2 separate regions of the Homo sapiens genome follow, and region 1 is linked to region 2. A link is a contact called in ENCODE Hi-C or POLR2A ChIA-PET data. All regions are on one chromosome and are shown on one strand. Each heading gives the region's core, a stretch centred on a gene start or an enhancer-like site at or near the end of the contact. The rest is flanking DNA. Distances are from core to core; before and after follow the strand shown. Region 1 has its middle 22 kb from the start of LINC02766. Region 2 overlaps VPS13D (vacuolar protein sorting 13 homolog D).

Region 1 (7,522 bases), core at 1-2,500, 170 kb before region 2:
AATTTGCATCAGTTAGGAGTATGGATGACTTATGGTAGGTACTCATACAATGGAACACTACACAGCAATGAAAATGAACACCTCCCGGCCACATGCAGTAACACGGGTGACACAAACAAAACATTGAGCAAAGGAAGCCAGATACAAAAGACTGTCTTCTGTATGATGAGGTTCAAAGACAAGTGCAACTCATCTGTGAGATCGAGGTAACCCGAGTGGCCACCTTTAGGGCTGCTATGGTTGGGGGGAAAACCTCTGGGGGCAGGAAATGTTGGGTGTCATGATCTGAGGGGTGGCCACACACACGTGACACTGACTGAGCTGTACACTTCAGAACTCTGCTCTGTGTGTGGGGCCTACCCCATTACAAAAGCAAGCAGGTGGCCAGGAGCCGTGGCTCACGCCTGTAATCCCAACACTTTGGGAGGCCAAGGTGGGAGGATTGCTTAAGACCCCTCCTGACTGCTGGCCCCTCCTGACTGGCAGTCGGTGGGCGTCCTGGTGGGCACCTGGCAGTGTGGTGTCGGCAGCTGACCAGTTCTGTCCGGCAGTCCATCACAGGCGGCCCTGGGTCAGGGACGGGGAACCCCCAGGGTCAACCCCATCTGTCTCTGGCTCTGCCCTTCCTTGCAGGAGTGGAATTAGCCCTGCTCCACCCCTCCCCAGCCACAGGGAGAAAAATGGCAGCTGAGGGGCTGCGGCTGGTTCTAGAAAAAGGAGTTTAAGACCAGCCTGGGCAACATAGTGGGACGTCTCTACAAAAAAAAAAAAAAAATTAAAAATTAGCAGGGCGTAGGGATGAGCATCTGTAGTCCCTGCTACTCAGGAGGCTGAGGTGGGAAGATCGTTTGAGCCCGGGAGGTCAAGGCTGCAGTGAGCTATGATCGCACCACTGCACTCCAGCCTGGATGACAAGGCAAGACCCTGTCTCAAAAAAACAAAAAAAAAGTAAGCAAGTGATATTAACCGCGATTCATCCCAGATTAGGAATCTCGTGCAGCTATGAACAAGAATGACTCAGATATGTTGGAGCCGGGGCTGCCCCGCGCGGCACGGTTAGTAAACAGCTGCGGAGGAATGTGTGGTGGGGATCCTATTATTGTCAAAACAAGCGATTCCCTGCTGACACACACGCCCAGGTGTCCACACGCTTGTGTGCATTTGTGAGTGCGGAGACCGTGGAGAAAAGGTCACCTGAGATATGGGGGGCGGGGCTGCGGCTGGGATGATTCACTCTTTGTCTATCTTTGTGTTTCCACTGGCTGCTGCCAACACAAATGGCTTTTATAGTTGCCAAAAAGGGATTTCAATGAAAGAATGAAAAGTGAGAATGGGAAAGAGAGTCCAGGGGCTGAGAGCGCAGCTGGCTTTGGGGTCAGAGTGACCTGGGTTGTTCGGTCACCACCAGCTTGGAGAAGTAAGGAAGTGACTCCCCGCCACCCCCAGCCGCGTCTCCCAGGCTGGAAGACCGAGCTGCTTCATGGATGATGGAAGTCACATGTGCCAGGCCTTTTGCACAACCTGGGATCCCGCGTGGTCAGTGGCACTGTCACTATGGCGACTGTCCTCTGCCCTCCACCCCCAACCCGAATCCCTCTGAACTCCCTCTCTCCACAGCCTTGCCGCATCTGTCAAAGGGAAAGGGAGACCGAGGTGAGGAAGGGTCTTCAGAGATCAGACCCTGAGCCATCAGAGGCAGACCGAAGGCCCGGAGGCCACCCCAGGGCCAGGGAAGGAGGCCAGCCTCCCTTCCGAGGCCGGCTGGTCCATGTGTCTGGCTCCCGCCCAAAGCCAGGATGACAGATGGCCCCCACAGGAAAGGTCACTGTCTCCCGAGCAGTTGTGTGTTTGGCGAAGGCGGGCGGGCGGGGCGCCTTCCGAGGCTGGCTGGCGGATGTCTGGCGTTCGGGGGCCTGCACCTCGCCGGCAACCGGACTTTATTTTGGTTACTGAAGATGGGAAGACTGCGGTCATAAATAACTGTCCACAGCCATGTAGCCATCCTCTCCCGGCGCCCGGGCCCCAGGCCTCTTCAAGGCCAGCACGTCCCTGCCTCAGGGCTTGGGCGGGAGGTCTGGTGGCGGGGCTCGGAAGCCCAGTGGGGAGGCGGGGGAGAAGGGAGAGGGGTCTCAGGGCCTGGGTTCAGAGCAAGGTTAGCCAAATAGTGGATAAATTAAGCGAGGGAACAGACAGCTCCCCTCACTGTGAACTTTTCACCCAGCTAACCTGCTCCTCACCCACTCTCAGGTGGCGGCGGCTCCCGCCCCAGGGCTGTCACCTCTCGGGGGGGTTGTCACCTGCCTCTTCCCCCACTGCCAGCCCAGGTGAGGCTGAGGATGGAGGGCTCGGGACAGACTCCCCAGCCAAGGGCCCAGCAAGGAGCTCTCGTGACTTCACCTGGAAGCTCAGGGCTTGGCCCAGCCTGAGGTCCACACTTGGGCAGGGTGGCCAAGCTTCCTCCCTCCCTCCCTCCCTCCCTCCCTCCCTCTCCAATGCCCTCACCTTGGCCGGTCACACAACCCTGGCGAACCCCAGCATCTGCCCTTGACAGGGACAGGGGACCCTTGTCGGGGGCCAGGGTCATTCCATCTGAAGTTGGCCCTGGTGCTCTGGGGCTTCTCCCAGGCGTGACCCTCTCGCCCAACCCTTCTTCTCTTTGCTTGTTTCCAACCTGAGCCACCCCTTACGGGACAGCTCCACCTTCAGGGAAGAAGGGAAGAGCCCCTCCCTCTGGAAAAGTGGGTTCAGGGACTCCCGGGCAATGGCCATGCCCCAGGCTCCTGCCCCAAAGGTTTGCCCCTCACTCACTGGAGCCCACCTGGACCAGACATCATGGACAGAAACCTCTAGGTAGCCACAGAGTGGTGGCTTATGGGCTTAGGGGGAGACAGTGGAAGTGTCTGGTCCCCCCAGGAAATAGGGTCAGCAGGAGAGCAGGACGAGACCTGGCGGTCTGGTCACAGGCCCCGGCCTCCTGCCGCCTTCCTCTGCCAATCTCCTCCGCTGCTGCCTGCCCAGCCCAGATCCTCAGATGGTTCCCCAAGAAGATGCAGGGCCCAAATCCACGTGGAGCTCGGCCGGGGTGAAGGGTGACCCAGGCGGGCACAAGAGGATGCCCTGGGGCCCTGCGAGTGGCCTGATGTCCCTTCACTCCACGGCACTGGGTGGCTGTGGCATGCTGAGCACTGGGCTGGTGCCTGCGTCCACAGAGGGGAGAGTGACAGAGAGGGGGCAGGAGGTGGGCAGACAGATGTGGGCACAGACCACCCACAGGGCAAATGCCAGGTGGATGGAATCCTTGGAGGGCAGCTTTGGTGGGGGCTGTCAGCACAGGCCTCTCAGAGGAGGTGGCCTTTGAGCTGAGGTCCGAATGACAGGAGGGACACCTGTGTAAGGAGAGTGGTGTGAGCTGAGGTCGAGAGCTGGGCAGAGCAGAAGCACAGGGCCGCGGGGCAGTGTTACGGGCCAGGAAATAGCAGGGGCCACGCCAAGGTCATGAGCTGAGATTCGCCCTTGGGCTTCTTGGTAGATTGTCCTCCTGTTGTTGAATTGAGGCGACCCCATCTCCCTAACGAGGGCACCCTCTGATCCTGTCCACCACATGGAGGACCCAGGACAGACGAGCCCTCTGGGAGGCTCGTCATTGGGAGCCAGTCCTTCTGGCTCTGTCATTCCCATCCTGGCTTCAGGCCCTGCAGTCTCAGTTTGGGTTTCTGTAAAATGGGAACTCAGTATCAACCTTCTCCAGAACTGAGGAGGAGAAAAAAAAAATGCAGCTGCTTGGGAAGCGAGCATCCCCTGGAGAGAGGGTGGAGGAGGAGGAATTGTACTCGCAGCTTGGCAAGCACGTGGGAGCATTTGGCCCCCGTTCTCGCAGTCACAGACGTTCCAATGTGGCCAACACCCCGTGGAGGAAATGAAAACCCGAATGCTTTGTCCCTGCCATCTGTAACTTTCTTCTCTCCCTGGGGAGGCGTTTGGTGCTGACAGGCCTGAGGTCTCTGTAGGAAGGGAGGATTGGACCATCCCTGGTGAGATATAGACCCCCGAGGTCTATATTCTGGGACTGGGGACCCATAGGCTGCCTGCTCCTCTGCTGGACCCAGAGCCATCTTTCCCATGAAACAAATGGACCCAGTTTGGGGCCAATCATGTCAAGAACACAATCCCTTGAGTTGTGCTTGTAAGAGTGGGGCTCCGCTGCGCAGACTAGCCACACCCTCCTACCCCATCCTCCCGGGCTCAGGAGCCTGCCAGCTCCTGGATGGGGACCTAACGGGATGAACCCTGTGGTCATTACCCCATCATCATAGGCTATGGCCAGGGAGATGGGGAACTTGGGCCCAGGGTGGAAAGAATGAGGCTCTGGCTCTCCTATGAAGAGGTGTCTGACTTCAGGGAATGTTTCTGGGACTCCATAAACCATCACCATTGTTTACTAACATGCAATTCGCGCTATGTTTTCTTTCTTTCGTTGTTGTTGTTTTTGTTTTTGTTGTTGTTGTTTTGAGACATAGTCTGTCTCTGTGGCCCAGGCCGGAGTGCAATGGCGTGATCTCGGCTCACTGCAACCTCTGCCTCCCAGGTTCAAGAGATTATCCTGCCTCAGCCTCGGGAGTAGCTGGGATTACAGGGGCATGCCACCATGCCTGGCTAATTTTTATATTTTTTTAGTAGAGTCAGGGTTTAGCCATGTTTGCCAGGCTGGTCTCCAACTCCTGACCTCAGGCAGTCCACCCGCCTCGGTGTCCCAAAGTGCTGGGCCATAGCTCTATGTTTTCTAATTGTAAAAATGATACAGCAAGGCGCGGTGGCTCATGCCTGTAATCCCAACATTTTGGGAGGCTTGAGTCCAAGGGTTCAAGACCAGCGTAGGCAACATGCTGAAATCCCGTCCCTACAAAAACTGGCCGGGCGCGGTGGCTCATTCCTGTAATCCCAGCACTTTGGGAGGCTGAGGCGGGCAGATCATGAGGTCAGGAGATCGAGACCATCCTGGCCAACGTGGTGAAACCCCATCTCTACTAGAAATACAAAAATTAGCTGGGCATGGTGGCGCATGCCTGTAATCTCAGCTATTCAGGAGGCTGAGGCAGGAGAATCACTTCAACCAGGGAGTTGGAGGTTGCAGTGAGCCAAGATTGTGCCACTGCACTCCAGCCTGGTGACAGAGCAAGATTCCATCTCTAAATAAATAAATAAATAAATAAATAAATAAGTATAAAAATTAGCCCAGCATGGTGGCAGGCGCCTGTAGTGCCAGCTACTCGGGAGGCTGAGGCTGAGGCAGGAAGATCGCTTAAGCACCAGAGGCGGAGGTTGCAGTGAGCTAAGACTGTGCCACTGCCTGGGCGACTGAGTGAGATCCCATCTCAAAATAAATAAATAAAAATGATACATAATTATTTTTATTTTTATTTTGTTTTTTGAGACGAAGTCTCACTCTTGTCCCCCAGGCTGGAGTGCAGTGGCACAATCTCAGCTGATTACAACCTCCACCTTCCGGGTTCAAGCGATTCTCCTGCCTCAGCCTCCCGCGTAGCTGGGATTACAGGCGTTTCCACCATGACGGGCTAATTTTTGTATCTTTAGTAGAGACGGGGTGTCTCCATGTTGGCCAGGCTGGTCTCAAACTCCTGACCTCCGGTGATCCGCCCACCTCGGCCTCCCAAAGTGCTGGGATTACAGGCGTGAGTCAGGGTGCCTGGCCGATACATAATTTTTTTAAAAAATAAAATAATGCCAACATGCATTCAGATCTAGGCTGAGATTTCGCTGCATCGAGGTGGTTTGTTTTCCCCAACTACCTCATTAAACCTGTGTCTGTCACAGAGGAAGCGCTCCATTCAGATGTGTTGAATGAATGAAGGGAGGAAGGAAGGGATCACAAGTTAAACTTATGTGATCCTTCAAAGAGAGCTGACTGCTTTAAAAATGGGTCACTGTGGTCATCACCATCCTGCTCCCCAGAGAAACAGGTTCTTCCTGAAGCTGTGCCCACCCGCGGTGGGATTTCCCCCAGGGACCATGACCTTTCCGCTTCCTGTCTTTCCCACAGTTCCCCAGCCAGGGGCTTCCCAGAGCAGATAGTCCGTCCATGGGCTCATTGTTTTAAAATATTTAATCAGTATTATTACAAAGATGATATCGTGACAAGAAAAGAAAAAAATTTAAAAGAAAATTGGGCACTCACCAAGTACCCAATTTTTTCAATCGTTTTTATAATTTATGATTTTTGCTTAACGCTTTCACAGATGTTTTTTGTATTTCTGCATAATCTTTAAATTTCTCCTTTTAAATATCATTGTAATAGTTTTCTACTATTCCTTCGTGGGGTTTTACCGTATTTTTGGAAAGTTTTTTTGATAGTGGATGTTTAGGTTGTTTCCAGTTTTTTCCGCTCACAATAATGCAGCCGTGCATGTTTGAATGGTTCTGGCCCTTTGCATCTCATAAACCTTTTCCTTGGGATGAATTCCAATAGAGAATTACTGGGATGGAAACATCGTTTTATGACTTTCTTTCTCTGGGTGTGAGTTAATTTCTAAGTACGACAGCAATTTGCAATACCTTCAACAGCAGAGTGAGTACCTGAATTTCTCTGCATGCTTCAGAATCCTGGGTGTGACCTTGAGAACACTTTTCTTTTCCTGGTGCAGTGGCTCATGCCTGTAATACCTGCACTTTGGGAGGCTGAGGCAGGAGGATCACTTGAGCCCAGGAGTTTAAGACAAGTCTGGTCAACATAGGGAGATAGGGAGGCCCTTTTTCTACCAAAAAAAAATTAAAATTAGCCGGGCATGGTGGCACATGCGGGCAGTTCCACCCGTGGTCCCACTGAGATGGGCAGATTGCACTAAGCCATGATCACACCACTGGACTCCAATCTGGGTGCCAGAGCGAGACCTTGTCTCAAAGAAAAAAACCTTGTTTTAAATTCATTTTGTAAATATAAAATAGCCTCTTAATACTGCCTTAGTTTCCCCCTCTTTGATGATGAGTGAGGACAATCACGTGAACTCAGAGCACGTGAGCTTGCCATGTTAATTAACCTCTGAGCCCCAACCGGGTCAGATATAAACTGGGAATGCTGCCATTTCCAGCTGGTAAGTTTTTCTTTTTGTCCAATTCAACCAATCATTTGATCTTGATTTGTTTATTTATAGGAGCTTTAGATACATGCGGTACTTTCAGAATAGCAAAATCAAAACATGGTCTTTGCCCCAAGAACTTACGACCTATTTCCATATTGCCAGTGTGTCTCAGAACTACCCTAAATGAGTCTTAGGAGTAGTTTGAATGTCCAATAGTAATTACGTCATCTGCGGAACCCAGACGCCTCAGAAATAAATTAATTTCATCCCAGACGTAGTTATCAGGGTTGTGGCTATGTAAACAGTTTTCATCATTTCATACCTGAATGAATGAATTATATTCTGCAGAAAACTGGTTGGTTGGAGAGATTTAATTAAGACAGGAATGCAGGAATTTTCTTGGGACAAACAAAAGGATTATAGAACTT
Region 2 (6,990 bases), core at 259-2,758:
CAAACAAGTTCCTAAATTTACATTCTCCTCTGGAGGGTCATGATCAATGTGCAACAAAGCCTTTACTATTTGTTCAGCTTTGCAGATGATGAAAAACAGGAGAATTACTTCAGTAAGATGAAAAGTTATGCTCATAAATTTTGGTAATTATGAATAAGAGATAATTTCATGCATAGATCAGTTTAATTCTGCCTTTTACTAGTACTAACTTCTTGTCATTAAAATAAACTTCTAAAAAAGTAGCCAAAACTAGCTGTTTCTTTGAGTATTCTTACTAGGGTTTGCTTAAAAATCTGAAATATTCTGAAAATAGAAAATAATTATTATAATCATTCAGCTTTCCAGTAAGAGGAAAATTCTTGAGTTGAAAACCTCCCCAAACAGGCCTATGGCTGGACAACCAATCCAAATACTCAAAAGATGGTGTTTCTTCTAGAATGGAATACAGAGTTGAGAATGTCACCTGATACCCAGTTATTCAGGCTGTTAAAAGAAAAACTTCAAGCCAGGCGAGGTGGCTCAGCCTGTAATCCCAGCACTTCGGGAGGCCAAGGCGGGCGAATCATCTGAGGTCAGGAGTTTGAGACCAGCCTGGTCAACATGGTGAAACCCTATCTCTACTAAAAATACAAAAATTAGCCAGGCATGGTTGCAGGCAACTGTAATCCCAGCTACTCAGGAGGCTGAGGCAGGAGAATCGCTTGAGCCCGGGAGGCGGAGGTTGCAGTGAACTGAGATTGTGCTATTGTACTCCAGCCCGGGCAACAAGAGCGACACTTTGTCAAAAGAAAAGAAAAGAGGAAAAGGAAAAAGAAAGAAAGAAAAAGAAAGAAAGAGAGAGAAGAAAGGGAAGAAAGAAAGAAAGAAAGAGAAAGAAAGGAAGGAAGGAAGGAAGAAAGGAAGGAAGGAGAGAGAGAGAGAGAAAGAAAGAAAGAAAGAAAGAAAGAAAGAAAGAAAGAAAGAAAGAAAGAAAGAAAGAAAAGAAAAGAAAGAAAAAGAAAAAAAGACAGACTGACTGACTTCAGCCGAATTAAATTTAAAGGGGTTTAATTGAGCAATGAACAATTCACAAATCAGGCAGCCTCCAGAATCACAGCAGATTCAGAGAGACTCCAGGGATGCCTCGTGGTCAGAACAAATTTATAGACAAAGAAAGGGAAGTGATGTACAGAAGTTGGAAGTAAACAGCTGGATTGGTTACAGGTTGGCGTCTGCCTTATTTGAACACAGTCTGAACACTCAGCCATCTGTGAGTGGTGGAAGTATGGCTGCTGTGACTGGCCAAGTCTCAGCTATTGTTACAGGCACATACTCCTAAGTAAGGATTTCAATCTTGCCTGCCGATTACTCTAGGTTACAGTTGGTCCACAGGGATTCAATTATAGAAGTACGGAGTCCTTCTCAGGCCATATTTAGTTTGCTTTAACAAGGCCTTTGGAGGAAAACACCTTGCTACATGCCCCAAGTAAATCGAGTCTACAGGATTATGGCTGTGGGAAAGCAAACACAAGGCTAGAGAAGACAATGGCAAAGAGTGTCTAAATCCCCTTTGTTAACTTTTAAATATTGACTCATGAAAAGCAAACTTTGAGCAGGGTTTATAGTACAGGTTTCAACACAAAGAAAGCTTTTTATAGCTATTATAAGTTTAGAAAGAAAGAGCATATACAACCTAATAAGAGCAGTGTCAGAAAATGTTTTAATGTCTTCAATGACTTTATTCAGCATAATAAGATTGAAACAAGCTTACTTCCCTAACCAAAACACATTCTGCTCTGCTGAATACTGTTATTATACTGTCACTAACAAGCAGGGAAATGATGAAATAGATTCACAAAACAACAAACACCAAAAAAAGATTTTAAGGAAGAAAATGCTCCAAGAGCATTGGAATTACATGGGCTTTAGAAACAAACTAGAAGTGAAGTCAGGGTCAGACATGAAACCCACCAATTATAACAAGCCCTCTTTGCCTCTAGAAGTTTGAATTGTATTGCTAATTGAAAATCACAAATCCATTCCAGATGTGTGCTACATATAAGTAAGCAGCTTGTCTTTGATGAAAAAAGCTCAGGGCGATAGAGATAAAGAAAATAAATCTCACCAAAAGCAGTCAGAGGCTCCTTACAGTTTTTGCAAACTGCCCTGGAGTACAATCTAAGTACACTCAGAGTTCTCTATCAAGAGTCTGATAGTCTCCTGTTTCCCTTTTGTGTAAAATCCCAGGCTGGACAGAACTGCACACACAATTGCAGGTGCTAGTCTACTGCATGTCCAAACCTCCTAGACACCTTCCTACTTCTCAGACCCCTGTTCTCATTCCCAGCCTGAAGCCAGAAAGGGCAGAAAATCCAAACCCTTGGTAATTTGCCAAACACATATTTGCTTAGAAAGTAGCTGGGAGTTTATCATGAGGTAGACTGGCTGAGGAGGAAACTGTCCAGCAATCTTCATTCTGACATTTGCTACAGCAATTCAATGCTTATTTAGGCCAAAATGAACAGAATCAAGAGCATGTAGATGCCTGGCGAATGCTCACCATGTCATAGAACCCTTTACAGAGGACTTGCAGCTATGCCATTAACTTCCCAGGTCTAAATCTAATTCATCTAACTTAGTGCTGGACTTTTAAAATTACATAGGTAATTTTTTTCTTTTTAAAATTACATAGGTAATTTTTTTCTTTTTAAAATTACATTGGTAATATATGACATCAAAGAAAAAGTCCAGGTAAGCCATGAAAAACATATCTTATCATCCAGGGCAATCACTCTTAACACATGTATTGCATACCATCTCCAAGAACTTTTCCCATGTAAACATACACAAATGCGGGGCTGGGCGCGGTGGCTCACGCCTGTAATCCCAGCACTTTGGGAGGCCAAGGCGGGTGGATAACGAGGTTAGGAGATCGAGACCATCCTGGCTAACATGGTGAAACTCCATCTCTACTAAAAAATACAAAAAATTAGCCGGGCGTGGTGGCGGGCACCTGTAGTCCCAGCTACTCGGGAGGCTGAGGAAGGAGAATGGCGTGAACCCGGGAGGCGGAGCTTGCAGTGAGCCGAGATTGTGCCACTGCACTCCAGCCTGAGCGACAGAGCAAGACTCCACCTCAAAAAAAAAAAAAAATACACAAATGCACAACAAAACTCTGACTTCCTTTTAACTAAAATGGAATAGAATAAGTATTGCTCTGTAACTAGTTTTCCCACTGAACAATTCATCATGTATAACTTAGTAGAGACTTTGTTTCAAAGAAGGCTCAACCACTGCTTGCTGCAATTGGGGATCAAAAACGACTGACCTGGACGACCAACCCATGTAACCCACAGGTCAGTTTTCCTTCTCGGAAACTCCACGTCTGAGTTGTGCTTCGCCTGCGGTCAGGCTTTCTCAGCATCAGTGGCTCGTATCTGGAAAACGGAATACACAATGAACCATGAAACCTCCGAGTCAACTGTTTCACGCCTGAAGGGAACATGAGGATGATGGCTTTGCTCTTCTTCCTTCTAATGCCCTCCACCCTTAAAACTGAATGGGTAGTTAGCTTGAATCCTAGGGCAGTTAGGTATCTCTTGATAAGAAAAGAGGAATAAAGCAAAATGGAAAAACATGAAGAGGGGACACAAAGTAAGACATTAAAGATTTCATAACACACAGTAATATGGCTTCTTGCATTCTCAAAACGGCAACTTACCATGCAGTATGGAAGGAATAGCTGCTAAATACATGTAAAATCTTTCCAACAGTCTTTTTTCTGTTGTATTTCTAAATTCTTTTCTGTTCTAACTTGTAAGTCAACTAAAGTTTTTCTGGAAATAAGGTATTAACTGAAAACACACTGATTTTTATGGAGAAACTAAGGCACAGGCAAATCAAGTAACTTATTCAAACTTAAAGAGCTAATTTGAATCCAAGGATTTATTCATAAAAATACATCTGATTATTCTCTTAATAATTAATTTCTGCTTTTGAAGGATTTGACAAAGTTATTAGGAAGATGTAAAAAAGAAACTACTTCCTCAGAATAAGGACGGACTGGAATTTGGGTGGAAGAAATAATCACTTTTCACATTATACCCATTTTATTGTTTGAAGTTTCTTAACATCTGCATGGGTATTTCATCAAAGCTTAAAATATTTAAAGGGAAAGCCCAATACTCATATTTGGGAATATGACAGGTTTTTGTCATTGAAAAAAATATACATTTTTACTTTATTTATAGAACTCTTAGTTTTTGTTGTAGATTTCCTCTGAGTCTGAATTTGAAAGCAATGAGCTTGAATCAAAAGTTGCCTAGAAAATTACCTGTTGTCAGTCACTGCAGCGAGACCAGCAATATCTAAGATGGCAGACCCCTCGGTGGAGCGGGCGGCTGAGGGCTTATTGGGATTGTGAGGAACTGAGGAGCCCTCATGGGCCAGCATTCCTGTTCCTGTCATCCTCCACAGCTGAGAACGCTTTCCTGGTTCCTGTTAAGTAGGTACAAGCAAAAAGAGAAAGAGCCATTATGGGCAGCCACAGCTAGCTCCTCACTTCAAGAGCTTCCTCTAGGGCTAAATAAGTTCTCATATAGGAAGTTTATTTAGACGTTTTCCACATTATATAAATGCTTAATTCAAACTTTCATGGTTATCTATCTTTTGTTGTTCTTAGGGTAAAATATGCTAACCTCTTGAACCAAACAACCAAACATTACAAATAATGTGCATTTTAACAAACGTATTATTTTCATAACCGAGTTTTTTTCCTTTTTTAGAAATTAGAAACAAATGGCGGGGCAGCCTCCTACACTAGCTATACTGCCATGATCACTGCCATTCCAGATGATGACCGTCCGGTGCCCTTACCTTAAAGAAGAGTGCAATTACATAAAGACTATACGATATGCTCAATATCTGACTTTGAATCAGAATTTACCAGAGGTCTTCCTCCCCGTCCCGAATGTTTATAAGGAAAGCGTACTATATTGATGGTGTCCAATTTTCATGAATTGATTGTATCACAAGTGTTAAGTTGGTTGTATTCAAGGTTATGCTAATTGATTGCTAGTAATTCTTTTTTTTTTTTTTTTTTTTTGGGATGGAGTTTCGCTCCTGTTCTCCAGGCTGGAGTGAAATAGTGCGATCTCGGCTCACTACAATCTCTCCTCCTGGGTTCAGGCGAATTCTCCTGCCTCAGCCTCCCGAGTAGCTGGGATTACAGGCATGCACCATCACGCCTGGCTGATTTTTGTATTTTTAGTAGAGACAGGGTTTCGCCATGTTGGCCAGGCTGGTCTCAAACTCCTGCCCTCAGGTGATCTGTCTGCCTCGGCCTCCCAAAGTGCTGGGATTAAAGGCATGAGCTACCGTGCCTGGCCAGATTGCTAGTTCTAAATATATTTTCTCTTTAGAAATATTTTGGAAACAGCAGTTGGGCTTCCAGGTCAATCATGAAAGTCTATATAATCCATTATATACTAGAAGTCATAATACTTACTGAGAACTTACTATGCGCTAGACATTGGTCCATAAGACTTACATAAAACAACTCATTTAGGCCGGGCGTGGTGGCTCATGCCTGTAATCCAAGCACTTTGGGAGGCCGAGGCAGGTGTATCACCTGAGGTCAGGAGTTCAAGACCAGCCTGGCCAACATGGTGAAACCCCGTCTCTACTAAAAATACAAAAATTAGCTGGGCGTGGTGGCGCATGCCTGTAATCCCAGCTACTCGGGAAACTGAGGCAGGAGAATCACTTGAAACCAGGAGGCAGAGGTTGCAGTGAGCCAAGATTGCGCCATTGCACTCTAGCCTGGGGAACAAGAGCGAAACTCCGTCTCAAAAAAAAAAAAAGAAAGAAAAAAAGAAAAAAACTCATTTACTGCTGCAAACAATCCAGTGACATATGTCCCTCCTCATAGATGAGGAAGTTAAGGCTCGGTGAGATGAAGTAACTTCCCCACAGTGAAATAACTAGTTAGATGGTAGGTCCAACATGTGAATCTCTGCAGCCTGATTCCAGAGTCAGCACGCTTAACTGCTCTGCTATGTTGCCTCTCTAGCACAATCTGTATCATTCCTTTTCAGTCACACCTACACTCCAGCTAGATCTGCCAGGATCACATACACTCCCACTAGGCAGGAACTCCTCCAGAGCATCAGACACATCAGGGTACCACAAACTCATTTACATGCTACCCCTGGCCGGACAGATAGCTTTTTATCACATTCTACAAGGTAAAAACTAACAAAGTAGCATGAACATTGGAGTCAAAATGCCAGGATCTGAGATCCAGCTACACAATTTACAAGCTGAATGACCTTGGACAAGTTACTTAATCTCTTAGAGCCTCCGTTTCCTGATCTGTCAACGAGAAAAATTGCCTCATGGTTTTTGTGATAAGTGTAATAAATGTAACACGCTTATTAGTACATGCCTGGCACAGGGTAGAGCCTCAATAAATGTTTGTTGTGTTATTATCATTACATCTCTTTACAGACCACTTTATGTACATTATCTTAGCTAATCCTTCCAGCAAACCTGGGAGGTCAGTTGAAAAATGAAACTGAGAGAAATGGGAAATACCAGATACTATATATCTTTAAGTGGCAAAGCCAGAACTCAAACCTAAAAACACATCATGCTGTCTCTGCTGTGTGCTACTGCCTCCTCTGTCTGCAAAAAGAGATGAAGCTAAGCTGTGCTTCCCATCTCCAATTCCCACATGCTTGCTTCTCTGTTCACAGAAACAGAAAGCATCTCTGCACAGCACCAGAAACAACAGGAAAAGCATCTCGGTTATCCTGTAGATGCTGCAGACTGGGAATCAACACAGACATACCCAGGTGAGATCAAGTTTCCATACTGGGATTCCTCTACTGCCTGCCCATTTGTCCAGGCTCATCATAATTTGGAAACTACCAAAATTTCCACTTGAAAATCTGAGATGCACCATTCTCCTTCCAGTTCCCTTCCTCCCTTCCCTAATAATTTAGTTCTAAA

What was found. A loop is a pair of places that touch in the nucleus more often than their neighbours do. ChIA-PET counts read pairs that join two places held with the same protein, here RNA polymerase II (POLR2A).
Region 1: a map of Calu3 shows a loop between it and region 2 (2.1-fold over the local background). The contact joins two enhancer-like sites. A Hi-C loop is called at or near these places in 1 of 168 maps with a recorded cell type or tissue (Calu3). POLR2A ChIA-PET finds 5 or more read pairs at or near these places in 4 of 52 experiments (AG04450, HEK293, HepG2 and 1 more).

The regions. Positions count from the first base shown.
Region 1 is chr1:12,543,624-12,551,145 of GRCh38, reverse strand. No RefSeq gene overlaps it. Among named protein-coding and RNA genes, the nearest start is that of LINC02766, 22 kb to the right of the region's middle. RefSeq lists enhancers at 1,053-1,347, 2,617-3,124. Within about 2 kb of position 1,250, at least 28 of the 41 ENCODE cell types and tissues checked have a DNase peak (open chromatin) inside an H3K27ac peak, as active enhancers do.
Region 2 is chr1:12,375,914-12,382,903 of GRCh38, reverse strand. It overlaps VPS13D (vacuolar protein sorting 13 homolog D), which reads right to left. Exons shown (of 70, transcript NM_015378.4): 56 at 4,313-4,476; 57 at 3,308-3,416. Among named protein-coding and RNA genes, the nearest start is that of SNORA59A, 130 kb to the left of the region's middle. Within about 2 kb of position 1,508, at least 8 of the 41 ENCODE cell types and tissues checked have a DNase peak (open chromatin) inside an H3K27ac peak, as active enhancers do.